Regions from separate parts of the Homo sapiens genome. Here region 1 is linked to region 2. A link is an interaction called in ENCODE POLR2A ChIA-PET data of the cell type or tissue named here. Cell type or tissue: PC-3. All regions are shown on one strand.

The links. ChIA-PET counts read pairs that join two places held together with the same protein. Peaks named below come from ENCODE experiments on the same cell type or tissue, not always from the same donor. Only the 100,000 strongest peaks of a DNase experiment are listed, where the experiment ranks them.
Region 1: POLR2A ChIA-PET joins it to region 2 with 10 read pairs; 2 of 35 experiments call an interaction of 5 or more read pairs at or near these places.

Annotation. Positions count from the first base shown.
Region 1 is chr12:910,800-918,799 of GRCh38, forward strand. It overlaps WNK1 (WNK lysine deficient protein kinase 1), which reads left to right. Exons shown (of 28, transcript NM_018979.4): 28 at 1-653. It overlaps RAD52 (RAD52 DNA repair protein), which reads right to left. Exons shown (of 12, transcript NM_134424.4): 8 at 5,840-6,021; 9 at 5,545-5,684; 10 at 3,632-3,733; 11 at 3,095-3,322; 12 at 937-2,653. The coding sequence ends at 2,592. Among named protein-coding and RNA genes, the nearest start is that of RAD52, 35 kb to the right of the region's middle. RefSeq lists enhancers at 3,047-4,246, 3,653-4,153, 4,154-4,654. In PC-3, no CTCF peak of the experiment used is centred here; DNase peaks (open chromatin) are centred at 3,362 and 3,702; H3K4me3 peaks cover 1,174 bases; H3K27ac peaks cover 4,972 bases.
Region 2 is chr12:1,571,545-1,579,544 of GRCh38, forward strand. The region is part of intron 1 of FBXL14 (F-box and leucine rich repeat protein 14); the gene reads right to left. Among named protein-coding and RNA genes, the nearest start is that of FBXL14, 19 kb to the right of the region's middle. In PC-3, no CTCF peak of the experiment used is centred here; a DNase peak (open chromatin) is centred at 4,467; H3K4me3 peaks cover 918 bases; H3K27ac peaks cover 1,261 bases.

The DNA.
Region 1 (8,000 bases), 660 kb before region 2:
GGCCCTAAATATGCAAATGAGAGCTGAAGGTTTTTAAAAGGTAGAAAGGAAAAGGGCAAGGGCTTCCACCCCTGCTTTAAAATGATTTATTTATTCTCTGCTTGTATTTCTTGTGGAGAGAGTAAGGATAGAACCAACAAGGGGCTGAGTAGCTGAGAAAGGGGCCACCCAAGAGTGAAACATACTTTATACCAGAGGAGCAGTGGAGCCTCATGCAGCACATTATCATTTGTTATTTGGGTTTAATAATAATTTTGACATCTTTTCACTCATACACAAAAAAAGTCAGAACTGGTGTTATTTACTGTTGATTTCATCCTCCTGTGTATGAAATAACAAGCCTAGAGGAATGAACTAGTGCTACTGAACTGTTTAAATTATTTTTGTGTTAATAGTACACTTTGAGTATCTTTTTCCACATTAAAAACTTTCTGAATTATAAATGTTTTCCTTACATTATTTAACAATGTACACTGTTAAAAATAAAAATAAAAATTCAAACTTTGGGGGTTTCTCAGCAGCCGTTAATTGTACATTTTGCACTAACTCTGGGTGTTGCGCTTCTTGTAAGATTGCGCTTTGTGCTTCAGTTTGTTACCTTTGTAGACTTATTTAATGAAACCATTCAAATAAACCAAACTTGCTTTTGTTGAGCTGTGGGGTTTCATTTCCAGAAGATTCCTTCACATTCTCACTGGCACTATTTTGAGTTAAGTGCAATTTATAACTGGATCCCTAATTCCTGGGAGCTCCTTTGCTGTCTCCTTAACTTCGAAAGGAATAGAAACGGTCGGCTGCCGGCTAGTACTTTCAGACTTCCTTATCTCAGGTTCACAGCTTCCCAAATGGGTCTGAGCCAAAAAATAGGAAGTCACTGCTTCAAGATTAGCCACAGCCCAGCCCAAAATAATACGTCTAAAAAAATTATTAAATTGGCTGGGCGCAATGGCTCATGCCTATAATTCTAGTACTTTTTACTTTGGGAGGCCGAGGTGGGCAGATCACTTGAGGTCAGTTTGAGACCAGCCTGGCCAACATGGAGAAACCCCGTCTCCTCTACTAAAAATACAAAAATTAGTCGGGCGTCGTGGTGGGTGTCTGTAATCCCAGCTACTCGGGAGCCTGAGGCAGGAGAATTGCTTGAATCCTGGCAGGCGGAGGCTGCAATGAGTCAAGATGGCACCGCTGCACTCCAGCCTGCGCTACAGAGCCAGACCCCCCCTCTCAAAAAAAAAGTTGTTAAACTGCAAACTTCATTATTTTGGGGGAAGAATTATGAAACATCTGAGCACTATGAAAAGCCAATTTATGGTCAAGGTGGGTTACATCTCACACCTGAAATGGGGAAGTAGAAACAGTTGCGTTTGAGCATCCCTAATTGAAATGCTCTGAGATCAGAAAATTTCTGAGCACTGACGTGATGCCAGAAGTGGAAAATTCCACACGTGACCTCGTGTGACAAGTCGCAAAGCACCAGGCATACAACAGTTTATGCAGCGACCCTAAGAGAAAAAAAAACCCAGCCCTCTTCAGCTGCAGTGTATCTTCTTATACAAAAACTCTGTTTCATGCACAAAATTATGTGTATGAGGCATATACACGAAACACAGGTGAATTCCACGTTCAGACTTGGGTCCCATCCCCAAGGTCTCATTATGTGTATACAAATATTCAAAAAATGCAAAACAATTCTGGTTTCAAGCATTTCAGATAAGCAATATATATATATTCTATTTTGTTAATAAGGTATACGATTTGCTTTCTCAAAAATGCCTTTTCTGGCCAGACACAGTGGCTCACACCAGTAATCCCTGTATTTTGTAAGGCAGAGGTGGGAGTATCACTTGGGCCCAAGAGGTTGTGGAGAGAGCTGTGTTTGCACCACTGAACTCCAGTCAGGGCAACACAGCCAGACCCCGTCTCAAAAAAAAAAAAAAAAAAAAAAACAAAAAACAGCCTTTTTTCGTGGTCTTAGATGATTATTTCCTTCCTTAGGAAAAAATGTCAGTCTTGAAACAATGCAGGATTGTAATGTCATAAATCCATAAATTATTTATATTAAATGAAGATTGTAGCCTGGATTGATACAAAGTAGTGAAAAGCACTGCTCCAACCTTTTTCCTGTCGTGATCCACAGTGCTTAATGTGGGCAACATTAAAGGCATGGACCGTAAAGGAAAGAAGGCAGACGTTATGCAAAACAACTGAATGTAGACAATTGCTGAGGCAGGTGCTTAGGACCAAGTCTGGCCTATATTGCTTGAGGGCAAGGAGCCATTGGTGATTCCTAAAATGTCCATCTTCATTAACATAATAGTTCAGTAATAAATAGTGGGAAGCCTCACAAGCCGAAGAAAAGGTATTCATCTGTCCAGAGCCTCTCCCTACTAGAGTGATGGACAAGCTTTTCAAAAGTGCTCAGCTCTAACTGCAGTGGGCTCTCAGTCAGATCCTCTTGATAAGGTTCAGAATGAAGCAAGATAAATCGCAATGACGTTCATTCTCCAGCAGCGATGAACAATTTCATGACCAAAAAGTAGTTTTCCAAAGTCCCTTTGTGACAGAGTCCAATTATGTGGCCTGAGCCTCAGTTAAGATGGATCATATTTCCTTTTCTTCATGTCCTGGCTCTTCCTATGAGATTCCCAGTTTCCTATGGAAGACAAAATGGCTTAAATGTAGCTGCCATAATTTTAAAATAAACTGACAGCTAATGATTTCTGGATTATATTAATGATCCTAATTTAGACTAAGCCCAAGAATGAGAATTACTGTTAGGAGGAAGGCAGATGATTCTCCTAGACCAAGTGGCCTCGTGCTCATGACAGACCTGCTGCTGGGAGGGACAGCTCTCCATGCAGTCGTTTCCGCTTCCTGCTATTATCAGGAGCTGAAAAGGGCTGCACCTGAAGTCAGGAGCCCAAAGGAAACGTTCTGGCTCTTAAATCAATTCTGTTCTACTTGCAGTACCATTCCCTAATAGAAGTTCCCGATTCTATCAAACTTTAAATGAAATGTCATCCTTCCTCAAAAATTCCCAGAATTAAAGCTAGGATCTCCCCTTAATTTTTGTGCCTAAACACCTCTCTGCTACCTGTTGTGCGTTGGTCAGCGCTATAAGTTTGGAGGTCCCAAGATCCAGATTTTGCTTGTGGTTTCTGGTGGCAAACGCTGTGTGGAGTCCTGTTCTGGGTCACCATCTGGTTGTTCAAGGCTAATGTGTCAGAGGTCTGGGCTGGGTCTGCTCTAGACGAGGGCTTGACCACACCATCCCCTGCATCGGGAGTCACAGCCCACTTTTCAGAGTTGTCTTCAAGAGTCTCTACAGAGGTCAAGGAAAAGTGCGTCATCAGCAAATAATGAAGTATTCTCACAGAAAGCACTGGAAAAACTGGCCCTCAGAAATTCCATGTCTTCAGTACCTTCTGAAAGTTTTTGGAATTTCTCTCCCCTCCCCCTAAAAGTACACTTCCCTTTGGTTAGGACCAAAGAGGAACTGGACATATGCTATCAGCCAGAACCCCCTCAACAAAACCACACGAAAATGAGGATTTTTATGTCGCCTAAAAGGTATTCTGTGGCTACTAGAAACATACAGCACAGTAGCTTACAAGCATTTCAAGGTATTTACTGATTAATTCTTGAGTCACTCCTGCAAGGAAGTCTTTCTCCAGGAGTGGTTCTGAGACAGTTACAGGAGTGCTGTGCGTCACAGGAGGGGCCGGAGGCGCTGCTACGGTTCACAGAGGAGAGAAAGGACAAGTCATCATCACATCACTGCATGGGATTTCAGAGCGTGGGTCCACTCCCCTCTTGTTAGAGGGAACACTCTCCGAAGCACAACACCGCTTAGGGCTGCGCTGCTTCTGCCAGTAAAAAGAACTTCAGCTTCCCGAGTCCCAGTCCTACCTACAGATCTGTCTGTGGTTTGAATTCTTCTCACCAGTGGGAAAAACAAGTTTCTTTCTCCTTTCACAGCAAAAGTAAAAGGTTTCTCACAGGCCATCTAATCCAGTGTCTGGCTCGCTTGTTAACAGCCATAACCCTTGCTCAAACAAAATCTTAAACTAAAATCTGACCAGGCACAGTGGCTCACACCTGTAACCCCAGCACTTTGGGAGGCCAAGGTGGGAGGATCGCTTGAAACCAGGAATTCGAGACGCCACCTCTACAAAAAATAAAATATCAGCGGGTGTGGTAGCATGCACTTGTAGTCCCAGCCACTCAGGAGGCTGAGGAAGGAGGATCACTTGAGCTCAGGAAGGTCAAAGCTGCAGTGAACCCTGATCCCGCCACTGCACTCCAGGCTGGGTGACAGAGCAAGACCCTGTCTGAAAACAAACCAACAAACAAAATCTTCAGCCAAAATCTGATGTGTGAAATGGATTAAAATAACAATGGCTCGGGTTGTCTGCCAAGGGGCAGGAAAGGCCTGGAGGGCAGCTTCCTCCACAATCTACCCGGGAGCTTCTGCAATGGTTAAGAAGCTAAACACCTGCAATAACTCAACAGTAAGGATATCCACAGGACAGGAAGTGGTTCTGTTTTGGTTTTTATGTTAATTTCAGCCTGTCGGTGCTGAGGGGCATATGAATGAACCAACCATGAAGCAAGTCCTCTGTGAATCTGCTTCACAATTTGTAGGGAAAAACTGGGCAAAAGCTCGATGGGTCTGAGACAAGCCCTTTCTCTGTTTCCACTCTCTGAGTAAGGACTACCTACCGCTGGATGGGCAGGAGAGAACAGGTGGGGAGACAGAGAAGAAAGAAAGAAGGCATCTGTATCACTATTCCCACTCAATCTGGACTCTGAAATAAACTAAAGTTGATAAATAATCTGCCAAAAGTTCCCGTTATTCTCAATCCCAATTTTGCCTTGTATTCGAAGATATCTCAGAAACACAAGGCTTGTTTTTTTTTTGTTTTGTTTTTGTTTTGAGACAGGGTCTCACTCTGTTGCCCAGGCTGGAGTGCAGTGGCACGATCTTGGTTCACTGCAACCTCTGCCTTCTGGATTCAAGCAATTCTGCCTCAGCCTCCCGAGTAGGGGGGACCACAGGCATGCACCACCACACCTGGCTAATTTTTATGTATTTTTAATAGAGACGGGGTTTCGCCATGATGGCCAGGCTGGTCTCAAACTCCTGACCTCACGTGATCCGCCCACCTTGGCCTCCCAAAGTGCTGGGATTACGGACATGAGCCACCGTGCCCGGCCAAGGCTTTCTAATGTAGAGATGGCCAAAGCATTCGAAGCAAAAAAAAGTTCTTTACCCTGAAATTTCTAATTCTAGAAGATTTTATCAAGGCCCACTTAGTTCCACGGGGGAAAAAAGAAATCATTGTCTTTAGAAACGGGAAAATGTACAGCAGATTTAAATATCTGAATTTCCTGGGCTCATCTCTCCTGCGTGTAGCTTGAGAGAAGTCCCAGCGAGGCCTGGTTTGGAGCCGGCCCAGGGTTACCGCAGAGAATCAGAAGACCCTGCGGCTACACTTCCTCCTGCAGACGCCTCCCAGGGCCCTGCTCCCACCCCTCGCTCACCCTCACTCTTCTCAGCTGACGGCGTGGAGACTCGAACCTGCTGCTTCTCCATCCGCTCCCGGAACTGCTGCTGCAGCTGCTTCTGCCGGAGCTTCCGCTGGTGCGTGGCCTCGCTCTCCACGGCGGATGAGCTCAGGCTTCTGCATGAGAGGGCGGCGGCGAGGACGGGCTCCTGAGCAACAGCCGCGGCTGCTGGGAGGACACGCACGGCTGGCTGGCTCTGGAGGCCTGAGTGGAGGCAGCCCCGTGACACAGGAGGGGCCGCAGAGGAAAGGAGGGGACTTAGGCCGCATACCGGGAGCTGCAGTCCTGGTCCGCCGGTATCACAGCATGGCTGGGTCTGGAAGGGGAGGTCACCTGCTGCAGCTGTGGGTGTCCCAGGGCCATGTTCGGTCGGCAGCTGTTGTATCTTGCCTCCTCCACAGACGGTTCAAGATCTTGTCTCTTCGCTTTAGTTAAATCCACTTCAAGAGGCAACTAGAAGGAAAGAAGAAAAACAAATTCCTTCAACTGGCTCTTGCCCTCCGCTGCTTCTCCCTGACTCACAGATTGCGATTCCTGGAAAATCGCATTTGACATCCTCCATCCATCACGCCTTCTAGGTCCTGTAACTCCATGAGCAGGAGGAGCCAAACAATTTCATGTTCTGTGTTAGTGAAGTTTTGATAAAAAGGAATCCTTCTTTGGTTTTGACTTAGGGCAGATGTTCTGTAAAATCGCATTTGAATCTTTCCTGGGCTGCTGGGTCTGTCTTTGCTGCCTCCTTGTCCTTTTTCCACGGAAATGAGCACACACAGTCTCTGTGGAGGTCTGTACCTTCCCAACCCTTTCTGCCAGGGCCACCCCTGCAAATCGCGCTCGTCACTGAGGGAGCCTCGGGCACGCTGTGGCATCACGAAGAACCCTTCAAACGACAGAGGGAAGAACCCTTGGGAGGCACGGACGCCGGCTGCCAGCCAAGGCTGCAAGGAATCTTCCAGAACGGGGCTGCTCTGCATCTCATCAACATGAGAAGGGACAGTCCTGTGCTGCGTGGCACAGGGCAAATGGTTTCATTTCCACACGGATTCCTACAGAAATCCAGAACATTTTTACTTGGGAAAACATCTCTCAATTCATAAAACTGATGCTGATGGAATAATTGTTTGAATATGAGGGATTAAGATGATTACATTTTGACCTGAAAATGAAAATTATAGTGCAGATTTCATGTCTACATTGAAAGATAAATGAGTAGTTTAAAAAGAAATGAGCTTTGGCCAGGCACGTTGACTCATGCCTGTAATCCCAGCACTTTGGCAAGCCGAAGCAGATCACTTGAGTCCAGGGGTTCAAGACCAGCCTGGCCAAAATGGCAAAAATACAAAAATACAAAAAAAAAAAATCGAAGGAACTCCTGAGTAACAGCCTGTCTCTACTAAAAATACAAAAAAAAAAAAAAAAAAATTAGCTGGGCATGGTGGCACACACCAACAATCCCAGCTACTCGGGAGGCTGAGGCAGGGAGAATCACTTAAACCTGGGAGACAGAGGTTGCAGTGGGCGGAGATCGCACCACCGCACTCCAGCCTGGGCGACAGAGCAAGACTGTGTCTCAAAAAAAAGAAACGAGCTTTGAAAAATATGAAAGACTGGCGATACCAAGTGCTGTCAAAGATACAGAACAATTGGAACTTACGCAATGCCACGTGGGGTGTGAATTAATACAACCATACAGGAAAACGGGAAGAACCTACTAAAACTAAACACGTACCTATCTTCTCCCCCAATAATTCCCAACAAAAATGAGTGCAACTGTACAGCAAAAGAATGCTAACAGCATCTCTAATCGAAACAGCCACAAGCTACAAAAACCAAAATGTCTACTAAGAAAAGACTAGAAAAATAAATTGCCACATACTCATGCAAAAGAAAATTATACAGCAATGAAACTGCTGCTCGTACCATGAATGAATCTCACAACCATGCTGAATTCAAGTAAGATACAAAGAGTTCAAACTGTAGGATTCCAAAAAAGTACATAACAATAAAAACAAATTGGTGGCTTTCTTTGTTTTTTGTTTTGTTTTTTGAGAGAGGGTCTCGCTCTGTGGCCCAGGCTGGAGTGCAGTGGCGTAATCACAGCTCACTGCAGCCTGGGCCTCCTAGGCTCAAATGATTCTCCCAGCCCAGCCTCCCAAGCAGCTGGGACTACAGGCGCCACCACCAGGCCCAGCTAATTTTTATTTTTATTTTTATTTTTATTTCGTACAGACAGGGTCCCACTATGTTGTCCTGGCTGGTCTCCAACTCTTGGGCTCAAGCAATCCTTCTTCCTTGGCCTCTCAAGTGGTGGGATTACAGGAGTGAGCCACCACACCCGGCCAATCTGTGTTGTTAAAAGCGGTTTGCTCAGAGTGGGAAGGAGGGCAGGGGATGGCAGTGACTGCAAGGAACACAGCTGGGCCTTCTCGGTA
Region 2 (8,000 bases):
GCAACACAGCTCATCAGTTTCATAAACAGAGATAGTGCTTTTGAAAAAGAGACTTGAAATATCCAAATCATACATGTTTTTTATTTGACTTTAAAATGATTACCTTGGGACGGGGACACAGCAGTTATCAAAGAGCGACTTTTTAACAGATGCTGGGGTTTTCCTAGATTTCTCACCAGCAAGGTTACTGCAAGATTGTCCCTATCCCATTTGAAGTCACTACTAATAGCTCAGTCTGTCTTCCTCAAGTAAGAATCAGCTAAGCCTAATGTACTGAGTGTATCAACTCCAGATCTTCCCATCTCCTTGTTCCTCAAATATTGATTGAACACCTACTCTATACCCAGCACTTTCCTGGGTGCAGGGAGTACCAGAATGAAGACAGTTCTGTGCTCTAGTCCCTGGAGACCTCACCACCCATAGCCTGTTATTTCTATGAAGTGTTAAGTTCCTTAACTACAAATTCCCACCAAGGGAATTAGGAGGCTTCACCACCAAGGATGGGGAGGGATGACTGAAACTATGAGAAACAAGAGAAGTGGCAGTCACGTTTACGTGGGGGAGTCAGGAAAGGCTTTGGGGGCAGTGAAAAAAAAAGTAGGATTTACATGCAGATAGGCAAGGATAGAGCATTTTAGGTGACAGTATGACAATCCATGCAAGCTAGTGTTGACAGAGGGAACTTTTTAAATAACTTTATGAGGTATAATTTATGTACAACAAACTGCACTCAAAGTGCACGATACGGTGTGTTTTGACAGATGCATAACCCCATGAAACCAGCACCACAGTCACAATACAGGACACTTCTTGGCTCCCAAGAGTTTCCTACTGTACGTTTGCAACTGGATGCAGGGTATGTTTTAGTGCAGATAATGTGCCCCTTTCAACACAAGAACATTTTGATTTGGCTTTTTTTGTTACCAAGTAAGATGCACCAGGCACCCTGATCTTTAGGTCTGAGTCCATATGCTAGTAGACCCAGGTCCAGGGGGCCCGCCCCATTCCCAGAGAGGCCGTGGTCTATCATTGGAGAAATCGTGACTGCAGAGGTTCAGTCCTGACGCACATACAGGTCGGGGAAGCGGGGGGGCAGTGGAGAGGAAGGCAGGGCCAGGTTATCGAGGATCCCGGACAGCGTGCAGCAGAATTTAGATTTTAACCTATTGGCAAGAAGGAGCCCACTGGAGATTGTGACCGGGAAGTGATAGAATCAGATTTGTACATTAGAAAAATCACTCCTGGGACCTGGGTCAAAATGGTCAAAATGAGAAGTGATGAGGACTGACTTAGGGCAGTGGCGGTGGAGGGGGGATGGAGAGGAAATAATGCGGTCAGAATCCAGAAGGCGGAATCAACAGAGCTGGGACAATCCTTTGGGCACAGGATGTAATAAGAGAGAGAAGAGTTATTCATAACTTCCAGGCTGATTGTGTGGTCAGCCAGGCAGTGCCTTTTATGGAGGCCGTAAATCTGGGTAGGTAGAGTGATTTAGGAGGAAATATGTTTAATTTTGGGCTCCTATGTCTGTGGGATACACTAGTAAGAGATGTCTAATAGTTGGGTCTGTGGGTCCAGGGGTCTGGGCTGAATATTTGAGGGTCTTTAGCATTTGAGTGACACTTCACCTAAGAAAACTGACTCAGAGCCTTCCAGAGTGCAAGGCGCTGTGCTAGAAATGCAAAGGTAAATGCCAGTACTGTCTGGGAGGCATTCTCTGACCCCTAGACCAGGTCAGGGCCTCCTGATTTGGGTTACGTTAGTATCTGGTGTTACATTTTTTGTCTGTCTTCTCCACAATACTGTAAGCTTTGTTAGGCTGGAACTAAGGTCTGTTCTTTGCTGTATCCTCAGCCCCTATCACAGGACAGGGTGCCTCGTAGAAGCTCAGCACATACGTTCAACCTTGTCAGCTGAATGCCACCCCAGCCACGCACGACTAGGGGGTCCTTCTAGGGACAGCAGTGATGTAAAGAGGATGTAACATTGCGGGGCCAGAAGTGCCGATACCGGAGGCTCAGGCAGCTGAGGGGCACAGAGATAGCAATGGGAGGCTGCACAGTGTTCATTCAAGCCAGGACTTAAAGGGTGAGGAAGAGTTCTCCAGTCAAACAGAGAGGGAAGAACATTCTATGTCCATGGGTACAACATACATAAGTGCACAGAAGAGTGAAATGAGGCCGGGCCTGGTGGCTCACACCTGTAATCCCAACACTTTGGGAGGCCAAGGCGGGCGGATCACCTGAGGTCAAGAGTTTGAGACCAGCCTGACCAACATGGAGAAACCTTGTCTCTACTACAAATAACACAATTAGCTGGGCGTGGTGGCGCATGCCTGTAATCCCAGCTACTCAGGAAGCTGAGGCAGGAGAATCGCTTGAACCTGGGAGGTGGAGGTTTTGGTGAGCTGAGATCGCACCATTGCACTCCAGCCTGGGCAACAAGAGCGAAACTCCGTCTCAAAAAAAAGAAAAAAAAAAAAAAGAGTGAAATGGTTGTGTGTGACCAGAATAAGAGGCTGCGATTCAGGAGGATGAGAACTGGCAGGAGATGTAGCTTGGGGTGTAATTGGGACCACTGTAATGGGGTTAGGACTTTGTTCTTTATGAAACAGGAAGTGAGTGGAGACTTTGAAACAAGATAGTCATACGATCCTATGACATTTTTAGGATGAAATCTCTGGGGATAGAATACAGAGATGATGAAACCTGCCCCCTGAAAAATGCAGTTTTCGCCAGCGCCCCAGTGATTCTCCTGTGGGTCATCCAGAGAGCTTACCTGGAGGAACAGCCATGTGGGTGGAGGCTGGGGTGAGAGGAGGCTGGTGGCAGCGGTGTGGATGGAGGCTGGGGTGGGGGAGGCTGGCGGCAGTGGTGTGGGTGGAGCCTGGGGTGAGGGGAGGCTGGTGGCAGCCGTGTGGGTGGAGGCTGGGGTGAGGGGAGGCTGGCAGCAGCGGTGTGGATGGAGGCTGGGGTGGGGGAGGCTGGCAGCAGTGGAGGCACCTCGGGAGGCAGGGACAAGGATAGCAACTGAGTGCTGGTAAAGGCCACCCTGCTAAGTAGCCAGAAAGTTTGCAGAACCTTCTTTTGAGGGATCTGAAGTTCAAGTTCTCAAATGCTCCAGATCCTCAGTGTTCAAGAACCTCAGGAAGCTTCGCAGTCCTGCCTCGTGCCTGCTTGAACAGCTGGATGTGGGCAGGAGGCTGTGGGAGCGGGCCATGCCAGCAGAATCCCGCCTTACTCTGGGGACTTACTCTTGTCACAGCCCCTGGTGTCCTGAGGGTCATTTCAGTGTCATGTGAGTATTACTGTGGCTATTGGAAAGGATTTGGTACGAGTTTATTTGAGAAGTTAGGAGCTTTTTTTAAAAAAAAAAATTATCTTTGATAAATTTAGTAGAATATTTTGAAAGTACTTTTTGGACAGTAATGAATGAACAAATTGCTCCTGAACTAGAAGGAGGGATCTAAACACATCATCTAAGTACAACAGTATGTCTGAAAAATATCTCTGCTTGTCTTTTATTTGCCCTTTAAAGTCTGTGCAAACAAATGTGAACAGCCTCAGGACTCTAAGAATAATATTTTTCTATGGATGTGTATGGACAGATAAACAAAACCCCAAGGGAGAAAAAACTTCTATTTAAATAAAAATAAAGATCCCCTACAGCTCCATCCTCCTTTGCTCACTGGGTTTGCTGTATTTCATTTTGAGATAAAAGTAGTTTGGATGATTAACAGTTGAACAAAAAGAAAGTATTTGTGTCTGTCTAAATCTATCTCTATCAATGTAATCTATCTTATTTCTCTAATCTTATCTATCTGTCTTATCTATCGACCTAACTGTCCATCTGGTTTTGAATATTCCGTATTCCAGCCATAAGTAGTAGATCTTTTGCATCCCTGGGGTTAATGGTTCCTTGAGCAGACACTGACACTGTGCCGTTCGGGATCCCGTGGGGAAAACACCCTCTTCCTCACTGGTCAGTGATACCCTGTGCTCACAGCTCTACTCCCCCTCGGAATCTCCTGTCTGAAGCCCCTGTAGGACTCTGGGATCCTCCGAATCGGCCCTCTCCAGCTCCAAGCACACTGGGATCCTTGCCGCAGGAGGTTGCTGTTGGCTTCTGCCCATGCTGTGGGTCAGGATCTGCAGCCAACAGGCGTGGGAGCTTAGGAAGGCACCTGGTGGTTTCTCGGTAGGAAAATAGTGTGGAGTGTGTGCAATCATGTTTGAGGAAGCGTCATGAGAGGGTCACTGTCTCTGTGGTAGTGTCCTTAGGGAACCGTCTTTGCCTGGATCCTGGGGTCAGGTTTGGCATGAACTCTGAACTTCCTCCCTCCGCAGGATCTTCAGTAGAAAGGTCCTGTCCTGAGGAAATGCTCAGAGGCACTTCTCTTGCTGAGGAAGCCTGCCTGGATGTGTGTTTTTGTCCTCATGGAGATGCACATGACAAATTGTGTGCAATGCCTCAGCACAGCCCAACAGGTTTTTTCTGTTTACACTTAACTAGCCTACGACAGCGGGAGGAAACCTTAAATATTTCCTTTTCTTCCCACAAACGCTTTATCTAATAAAACAAAATTACTGCAGATGAAGCAGGGAGTGATTTAAATCGTCATTTAAATCAAGGACCTGATTTGGTTTGGCCTCCCTGGGGGACCTTTTAGCTTGTGCTATGCTGATAACGTCTCTACAGACTAAACCGACCAGAGCAGAAGGCAGGGTGGCAGTGCCCGTGGTGGGGTGGACAGCGTGGGGGCCGGCAGTGTCAGTCACTGAGTGCTGGGTTGGCCCCTCACTCCTCCATATTTCTGTACCAGTAAAATAGGTTGAAACTGACATCGAGGGCAGCTTCAAGAAGGTGGGGAGAGACCACGAGGGCAGTAATGCAGAGGCTGTCACCCTCTGGAGCTACTGCTCGGGGACTGAGAAGGAATTCAGTCTTGAATACATGTTAACCTCAGTTCCCGCTCCTTATCTGGACTGGCTGGCTCCCTTCTGCGCCAAGAATCTGAAGCCCAGCTCTGTAAAGCAGCAATTCCCAACTATTTTCCCCCTAAAATACACGAGACGCACTCCCATGGGGCCTATCTAGATTGCAGGCTGCGGCACAGATAAATCAGGCTGTGGGTTGGGCGCAGTTCCCAGTAAAACCCCACTTCTTTCTCTCCCACTCAAGAAAGCAGACCTCCATACGCGTAAGTGGGAGATGGTGCTCTGTCGCCCCAGCCCTTGGCGGGGGACTCGGCCTGTAAAAGCTGCCAAATAAATATTTACTAAGTGAAAGATAGCCCTGAATCCACACTAATTTGTATTTTTTTAAAGTCATTCATAAACTTTAGCATTTTAACTATTAGTTAGTAATTAATCCCAATAAACCGGCAGGATTTTGTGATTGTGAAACTGCTGCAATGCGTTGGTCAGCAGGAATATTTGTTAGCATTTTTATGGGCTCTTAAAGTCGTCTTAGCTGTGTTACTGATAAAGCCAGCCACAGGCTTTATCAGTCCTGCCGTTGGCTGTCAGCGCTGCCTGGATAAACTCCTCATCCTTCCCGGGAAGAAACTTCTAGCAATGCTTAAGCAGGAGGCCAGGGAAGAGAGAATCTTGATACTGCCTGCTCACCATAGGCCCTCTGGGGGCCTGCCCTGTGTGGACAGATGCTTCATTTCATGATCGTATACAAATCGAGAGCAAGAGTCTCCTAGCCGCGCTGAGCGTGGGGCACTTGCCACCTCACTGCTGTTGGAACTCTGGAGTTGGGGCCAAAGGATGTAGCCCCTCCTCGGGGGAGGGCAGTGGGGTCAGGTGAAGATTCAAGAGCTCCTCTTTGCCTTGTCATCTAGTTGTCCTATTCTGGAGGAATTTTAAATAAGGATTTAAAAAAAAAAAAGGACTTATGTATTATTTTAAAGAGCAGCCTTGAATAGGCAGGCATATTTTAGTAAAAATAATTTTTTAACCCTGCGGTGTGAAGACTGCCAGTCAAATACAGTGATGGTCATTATCACTCACCTGCCCCCGCCCCCAGGCTGGAGGAAACAGAGTGCAGAGTTAGAATGCTTCTGGAGCATTCATGGCTGCCGGGAGATGCCCGAGAGGACGTTGAGGGCAGGGCAGGGTGAGCAGGGAGCTAGCTCACCTTAGGAGTGCAGAGACCATCCCAAGCAGGGTCTGCAGACACTGACTTCAGGTGACCAGGCATGGAGATGGCAGGTGAAACAGGTAAGTATGCCCCAAAAATGATGGGAAAGAGTGAACTGGGATCACTTAGAAATCGGAAGCAATACAACAAAGGCTAAACATATTTGAGTAGGAGTTCAGGGTAGACACGCTCTTGGATATCAAGAGCATAAACAGAGGAGCTAACAAAAACACTGCAGAGAAGCTCCATCGCCCCCTGTAGTTACCCCACCTAGCGTGGCTGGGAGAAGCTGATACTTCTTTTCTCCGTGGATTCAGGGGCATTTCCCACCTATTTTAGGTATGCCAGTTTGACACAATGAACTTTAGACGTAACATTTCATAACTGCGATATAATTTCCTTCTGTTTTTAGGCCTTGAACAAAATTTTCTTTAATGGGAAAGCACACATTTTATACTGAATTCTAATTATGTTCATCTTGTTTTTTGAATTATTTAGCTACCTCTAATAGAGAGTCTGAAAGATGATTACATTCCACAGTACTAACATTTTCAATGGCCCTGAAAGACGTGAGATGCATTGCTGCTACTATTTTATCAAATTATTGTTTCTAAAATGCTGTTTTACTCTTCTAGTAGGAAGAGTGACTTTTAAAACAATGGATATTGGCTGGGCGTGGTGGCTCACACCTGTATTCCCAGCACTTTGGGAGGCCGAGGTGGGTGGATCACCTGAGATCAGGAATTTGAGACCAGTGTGGTCAACATGGTGAAACCCCATATCTACTAAAAATACAAAAATTAGCCAGGCATGATGACAGGCGCCTGTAATTCCAGCCACTTGGGAGGCTGAGGCAGGAGAATACTTGAACCTGAAGGCAGAGGTTGCAGTGAGCCGAGATCGCGCCACTGCACTCCAGCCTGGGTGACAGAGCAAGACGCCGTCTCTAAAATAAAATAAAACAATGGATAGTTTGTCCAACATGGTATGTTAAAAGCGCAGAGAAGCTGAAGAATGATGATGAAGACTAAAATAACGATGATAAGCAAAGAACTAAGCAGGCATCTGTGCAGTGATTCAGGAGGGGTGTCCATGAGGGGCGGCTTCGGAGCAGCTCTCCCTGTAACTTATCTCACAGTTCCCTCCTCCTTTAAGGAGTCAGACCACGGTGGGCTTTGCTTTAGAGACATGCCACTGTGTGCTTTGTTGCTCGTGACTATCCCTTCACCTTTCTAGAGGTGCTCGTCTTCATGTAAAGTCGGGTGAAGCTTTTTCACTCCTGGAGAAAAGCTCTTACAACATTTTTGGGACAAGGAGCAGGTGTGCCTCAGCGAGCCTGTCATTATCTGGGGAGGGGGCTCCAGATAACACACTTCTACTTGCTTTCTTTAGGGAAACGACATGGTCTCCTCCTGTAACACTCCCCAAAAGAAGTATGAAAGCCGACATAAAATACGAATATGATCTTTGCATTAAGTATTAAATATAATACCTTCAATGTAGTATTTGTGCTTCTCTCTATCCAGTTCTCAGTTGTTTAGGGATCTTCTGAGGGCAAACCAAAAATGTCAGTAAAGCAAAAATATATCAATAAGGCATCATACTGACGAAAACAAAACCAGAGGTTTTAAAAAATAATCTGGGCCGGGCACGGTGGCTCACGCCTGTAATCCCAGCACTTTGGGAGGCTGAGGTGGGTGGATCACCTGAGGTCAGGAGTTCAAGACCAGCTATGGTCAACATGGTGAAACCCCGTCTCTACTAAAACACAAAAATTAGCCGGGCATGATGGCGCACACCTGTAATCCCAGCTACTCGAGAGGCTGAGGTGGGAGAATCGCTTGAGGGGAGTG